2 separate regions of the Homo sapiens genome follow, and region 1 is linked to region 2. A link is a contact called in ENCODE Hi-C data. All regions are on one chromosome and are shown on one strand. Each heading gives the region's core, a stretch centred on a gene start or an enhancer-like site at or near the end of the contact. The rest is flanking DNA. Distances are from core to core; before and after follow the strand shown. Region 1 overlaps SLC43A1 (solute carrier family 43 member 1). Region 2 overlaps CTNND1 (catenin delta 1).

Region 1 (3,115 bases), core at 52-2,551, 310 kb before region 2:
CCCAGCTACTCAGGAGGCTGAGGCAGGAGGATTGCTTGAGCCCAGGAGTTCAAGACCAGCCTGGTGGTCAACATAGCAAGACCCTATCTCTAAAAAATATATATATATATAAAATATAATATAAATATATATATAATTTATATATAAAAAATAATATAATATATAATATAATATATAATAATATAATATATATAATTTTGTGTATATATATATATATATATATATATATATATATATATAAAAAAATAAGCCAGGCATGGTTGTGCACACCTGTATTCCCAGCTACTCAGGAGGCTGAGGCAGGAGGATCACTTGAGCCCAGGAGGTCAAGGCTGCAGTGAACTATGATTGCACTACCGCACTCCAGCCCAGGCAACAGCAATACCCTGTCTCTATTTTACAAAAAAAAAAAAAAAAAAAAACCTGGCAGGGCACGGTGGCTCACACTTGTAATCCCAAAACTTTCGGAGGCTGAGGCAGGAGCATCATGAGGTCAGGAGTTCGAGACCAGCCTGGCCAACATGGTGAAACCCCGTCTCTACTAAAGATACAAAAATTAGCCGAGCATGGTGGTGCACGCCTGTAGTCCCAGCTATTTGGGAGGCTGAGGCAGGAGAATTGCTTGAACCCGGGAGGCGGAGGTTGCAGTGAGCCAAGATCATGCCACTGCACTCCAGCCTGGGCAACAGAGTAAGGCTCCATCTCGGGGCGGGGGGGAAAGAAACAAAAGAAAAAAACTCTGAAGCACTCACTATGGGCTACATACTTGACATTTATTACCCCATTTAATAAAATCTTACAACAACCCTATCCTTATCACATTTTACTGATGAGGAAACTGCAGCTCAGGAAGTTAAATGACTTGCTCAAGCTCACAGGGCTGGAAGCAGCAGGTCAGCCTAACTCCAGCTCGTGCCCTTAGCCATGTTGCCCTCTGAGAATCGGCACTGGGGGTAACCACCCTCAAACTGCACACCGTTTTGCACTTTACAAAGAGCTTCCACACCCATGGTGTCATTCAATCATCACAACTAACTTTACAGTTTGTGGGGTGCTTTTAGTGCTAGTTTAAGAGGTAAGGAAATCAAGAGCAAGGTTAGGTGATCTACACAAGTCACATAGCCTATAACTGGAGAGCAGGACTCAAACTCCTCAACTCCCGCTCCTGACTCCAAGGAGCTCCTTCCACTTATCATGGAGCTGGCGGTCCTGGGATCTTCATGTACCCTCCTGAGAAGCAGCCCAGGCAGGTGCTGCAGCTCCTCCTGTGACCAGCAGGGGGCAAAAGACAGCCAGGTGTGGAGGACCCCTGCCAGGAGGCTCACGGGCCTGGCTGCACCTGATGCAATAAGCTCAGAGGTTGCAAGGGGCCCTGAGGAAACCAGCTACCCGACAGGCCCAGAGACCTTGTCCCCATTTTGGAAGCTCCTCCCTCCCCAATCCCAGGAATCCAGCAGGGTAACCCTGAATCTGAACTTCCCAGCGTTAGCTGAGCTTTGATGTGCCCATCTGTAAATGAGGAGCATGCCCCACCTACATCATGGGGTGTTGTAAGGACTGAAGAGGGGTGCGAATAAATACTCAACCATGAGTGCTCACTGAATATGAGGACCCACCATCACTATCCCCCAAGGCCGGCACCTTGACCAGACACTCACTCTCAGGAAGGTTTTCTGAGGTGCCCCGAACATCCTGGGGTGACATGAAGGCATCCGAACCGTCCTCCAGGCTGGGGGCCTTCTGGCTGAGCCTCTGGCCCATGGTGGTCACATGGGTGTAGAAGAGGTCACCTGTCACCTTGTGGTCCAGGGCCAGCCCACTCAGCTTGATCTTCTTCCTGCAGGCAGCCAGGCCAGAGTGTAGAGGAACCAGTCACACAGAGCCCACCTTCAACGGCCTAGTGCTCGGCGGCCATCCCAGCGGTTTCCAGCACTCCTTTACCCGGCATTGACATGCTCACAAGCTCCTAATGCAGAGCTTCTGTTTCTGTTGCTCAGAGCTTGGCTCAGGGACCAGCTTAGCACAGATGCCAAGTAAATGAAGAGTGGATCAGCTGTTTTTCACTTGGGCTGTTCCCATGGAGGAGGCAGCATTAACACCTCAGACTCCAGAGTCAGACAGCCTGCGTCCAACCTAAGATTCACCCTCCTTTGAATGGCATGACCTTTGGAAAGTCACTTTGTTCCCTGTACTTTTGTTATTAATGGGGTTAATACCCAATCTACATCATACAGCTGTTTGAGGATGGTATAGGGGCTAAGTACAGTGCCTGGCATAACTGTCAGTTCTGTAATGTCACCTTATGTGCTTGGTGTGGAGTATCACCTCTTGCCTCTGCTGAACTGACAGGGGGCTGGAAAAAGTTGGCATTCAGGTGGCTCCACAAAAGATGGGGTGCTTGATTCTTTTATGTCCCTCTTTTTGGGACCACATGGCATCGAGTGCCATTGCTGAGGTGCCTCCTACTCAGATCTCCTCCAAACCCAGAAAGGATGAAAACAGTATTTGTCATTACTTTTTTTTTTTTTTTGAGACGGAGTTTTTGATCTTGTTGCCCAGGCTGGAGTGCAATGGCACGATCTCGGCTCACCGCAACCTCAGCCTCTAGGGTTCAAGTGATTCTCCTGCCTCAGCCTCCTGACTAGCTGGGATTACAGGCATGCACCACCACACCCAGCTAATTTTGTATTTTTAGTAGAGACGGTGTTTCTCCATGTTGGTCAGGCTGGTCTAGAACTCCCGACCTCAGGCGATCCACCCTCTTCGGCCTCCCAAAGTGCTGGGATTATAGGCATGACCCACTGCGCCTGGCCCATTACTTTTAATGGCAAAAACCACAATTACTTTTGCACCCACATAAATAGTTACCATGAGCTGAGCATGGTGGCTCACGCCTGCAATCCCAGCACTTTGGGAGGCTGAGCCAGGCGGATCACTTGAGGCCAGGAGTTCAAGACCAGCCTGGCCAACATGGTGAAACCCCGTCTCCACTAAAAAATACAAAAATTAGCTGGGTGTGGTGGCGCGTGCCTGTAATCCCAGCTATTCAGGAGGCAGAGGTTGCAGTTCACTGAAATCATGCCACTGCACTCCAGCCTGGGCGACAGAATGAGAC
Region 2 (3,151 bases), core at 572-3,071:
CCGCCTCCTGGGTTCAAGTGATTCTCATGCCTCAGCCTCCCTAGTAGTTGGGACTACAGGCAAGCACCATCACGCCTGGCTAATTTTTATATTTTTAGTAGAGATGGGGTTTCACCATGTTGGCCAGGCTGGTCTCAAACTCCCGACCTCTGGTGATCCACCCGCCTTGGCCTCCAAAAGTGCTGGGATTACAGGCGTGAGCCACCGCGCCTGGTCCACAAGTTGTTTTCTATAATTGAATATATGGGCCAGGCGCGGTGGCTCACGCCTGTAATCCCAGCGCTTTTGGAGACTGAGGTGGGTGGATCACCTGAGGTCCGGAGTTCAAGACCAGCCTGACCAACATGGAGAAACCCCGCCTCTACTAAAAATACAAAATTAGCTGGGCGTAGTGGTGCATGCCTGTAATCTCAGCTACTCGGGAGGCTGAGGCAGGAGAATCATATGAACCCGGGAGGCAGAGGTTGTGGTGAGCCAAGATCATGCCATTGCACTCCAGCCTGGGCAACAAGAGCGAAACTCCACCTCAAAAAAAAAAAAAAAAAAAAACAACTTGTGATTGTTATTAGTCTGTGTCCTGAAGAATGAACTTTGCTTCTGCTTCTATGCTGAAGTTTTTGCTGTTTCTGGCTAAGATGTGACCCCCTTTTGGTGTGTTAGGCAGAGGATTCTGATGTCTGGGGCCATGGAATTCTTGCTCACTTCTTCCTGGGAATTTCTTTAGTTTCTGATTTGGTATTAAGAACAGAGTCCATTGGGCACGGTGTCTCACGCTTGTAATCCCAGCACTTTGGGAGGCCGAGTTGGGCGGATCACGAGGTCAGGAGATCGAGATCATCCTGGCTAACACGGTGAAACCCTGTCTCTACTAAAAATACAAAAATTAGCCGGGTGTTGTGGCTCGTGCCTGTAGTCTCAGCTACTCAGGAGGCTGAGGCAGGAGAATCACTTGAACCCGGGTGGCAGAGGCTGTAGTGAGCCGAGATCCCGCCACTGCACTCCAGCCTGGGTGACATAGTGAGACTGTCTCAAAAAAAAAAAAAAAAAAGCCAAAAAAACCCCAAAACAAAACATAGTTGAGGGTTTTAGGAATTCAGAACCAAAAGAGACAGTTGAGGACGTGTATAAGAACTTTCTTGTGTTTTTAATCCCAAAGTTAAAAACAAACTTTGACCTCACAAGGGCCTTGACATTCTATGCTTAGGGTCTTATTATTTGATTGTAAAGTGAAATTGTGGTGGCATCCTTGGGTGGGGGTCGGGGGATACATTAGCAACACTCTGAAAGGTCACTAAGCAGCTGCCTACTCTGACTTTACTACTTGTTCCTGGAGATTCTTTGGTGATGTGAAAAAAGGAGTGATTGATGTTTGGACTGGTACATGGTTTGCCTTGTTGCATTGAGAGAATGCTTTAGAATGGGGTCGACAGACCCCTGAAAATGACCACGTAGAACTATTTTAGGCTTTGCAGGCCATGTATCATCTTTGTCGTATGTTGTTCTTTTTTTCAAACAATCTTTTAAAAATAGCATTATGGGGATGTACAAAAACAGGTTTGGCCCATGGGCTGCCAATGCTGCTTCAGAATAAATTAGAAACAGTGTTTTCCAGGTAAAGAGAAATGATAAGAAACAAGGGATGATTTATGGTTGTCTTGATGGTAAGGATATCCTAGCAGCTGTTGCTGAATTTCTCTATATGGGGTCATGACCTTTTAAAGCAAATGCCTTGGTGCTCATTTTCCTCATATATTAGGTAGCTTTGGTTAAGAGTGAACAGGGCTGGGCCCAGGGGTAGAGGCCCCATTATCTAAGACTGAGTCACTCACCTTTCAGGTGTCTTGGATAGCTAATCCAACTCCCATGTGACTCATTTTTATTCCTACAGGAGCACCAGACCTCGGCTGGTGCAACCTAGAGCAGTGGTAGATAACAGCCTTCATTGAAGCAGTCTGTCCAGGGTGTTGGCTCTACTGCAAGTCTGCTTTTTCTGACTTCCTCATTAGTAAAGAGTGATTGGACCCAGATGGGTGTGGGTGGCCAGGTCATTCTCTGCCATCCCTAGTTGTGCTAGTTCACATAGAGTTTTGGGCCTGGTTCTTGGGTTTGTTCCAGGGTAGCACTGGACTTGGAAACCTGCTTGACTAGCAAGCATATTTGCTGCTTCCTGTTCCAGGCTAGAAGAGTAATACAAGGTCAAACTTAAACAGTGAGGCAGTGATTAGTGGAAAAAGCACTGAACCCTGAGACCTTGGTTCTAGTTGTGCCTTTGCCACTAGCTAAGTAGCCTCAAGCAAGTCATTTGGTCTTCCCAGGCACAGCTTTGTTTCTTGTAAAACAAAGGAAAGAATGTCCAATCCACTGCCTTTGTATAGAAAAGGATATAGGATAGAGTTATCTGGAAATTTTGGTTATGGTAATTGTTCTTATAATTTTGTATATTAATAATAGAGGTTAAACATGTTCAATACAGAGCCTGAAAAACCCAGAAAAGCATTACCATCTATTGATAAAGAACCACTGTTAACATTTTGGTGCATATCCTTTGAGTTTTTTTAATTATACATGTAACTATATCCTATTTTCCCTCTACTAAAATGGAATCTTAACATACTGCTTAATAGCCTACTTTTAAGCTATCTAAGCTATTCATTTTGTTTCCGTGTTTTTTTTTTTTTTTTTTTTTTTTTTGAGATGGAGTCTTGCTCTGTCACCCAGGCTGGAGAGCAGTGGTGCGATCTGGTATTATACCCAGGAGGCTTTTTGTTCCATGCATGGTATTTTATAATGTTAGTAAATACTTTTCCTTAATTTTATAGTAAGCAGAAAATTTTTATGGTTGGGGTGGATGCAAAAGTGATACATAATAGTTTAGAAGACAACCAATTTTGTTTTACCAGCTGTTTGGGCATTTTTAGTACCCCCTTCTTGATTTGAAGGGTTTAATCTTGACCTTTTTTTTTTTTTCTTCGAAATAGAGTCTCGCTCTGTCACTTAGGCTGGAGTGCAGTGGCACAATCTCAGTTCACTGCAACCTCCACCTCTTGGGTTCAAGCGATTCTCTTGCCTCCGCCTCCCAAGTAGCTGGGATTACAGGTGCCCACCACCATGCCCAGCTAATTTTTGTATTTTTAGTAGAGATGGTGTTTTT

What was found. A loop is a pair of places that touch in the nucleus more often than their neighbours do. Pooled maps may share reads with other maps.
Region 1: a loop to region 2 is called in a map of CD4-positive, alpha-beta memory T cell, with 17 times the contacts of the local background. The contact joins two enhancer-like sites. A Hi-C loop is called at or near these places in 5 of 168 maps with a recorded cell type or tissue (CD4-positive, alpha-beta memory T cell, CD8-positive, alpha-beta T cell, naive thymus-derived CD4-positive, alpha-beta T cell and 1 more) and 11 of 50 pooled maps.

The regions. Positions count from the first base shown.
Region 1 is chr11:57,492,335-57,495,449 of GRCh38, forward strand. It overlaps SLC43A1 (solute carrier family 43 member 1), which reads right to left. Exons shown (of 15, transcript NM_003627.6): 8 at 1,659-1,837. Among named protein-coding and RNA genes, the nearest start is that of SLC43A1, 22 kb to the right of the region's middle. RefSeq lists an enhancer at 901-2,100. Within about 2 kb of position 1,302, at least 5 of the 41 ENCODE cell types and tissues checked have a DNase peak (open chromatin) inside an H3K27ac peak, as active enhancers do.
Region 2 is chr11:57,797,315-57,800,465 of GRCh38, forward strand. The region is part of intron 6 of CTNND1 (catenin delta 1); the gene reads left to right. The region is part of intron 7 of TMX2-CTNND1 (TMX2-CTNND1 readthrough (NMD candidate)); the gene reads left to right. Among named protein-coding and RNA genes, the nearest start is that of CTNND1, 37 kb to the left of the region's middle. Within about 2 kb of position 1,822, at least 29 of the 41 ENCODE cell types and tissues checked have a DNase peak (open chromatin) inside an H3K27ac peak, as active enhancers do.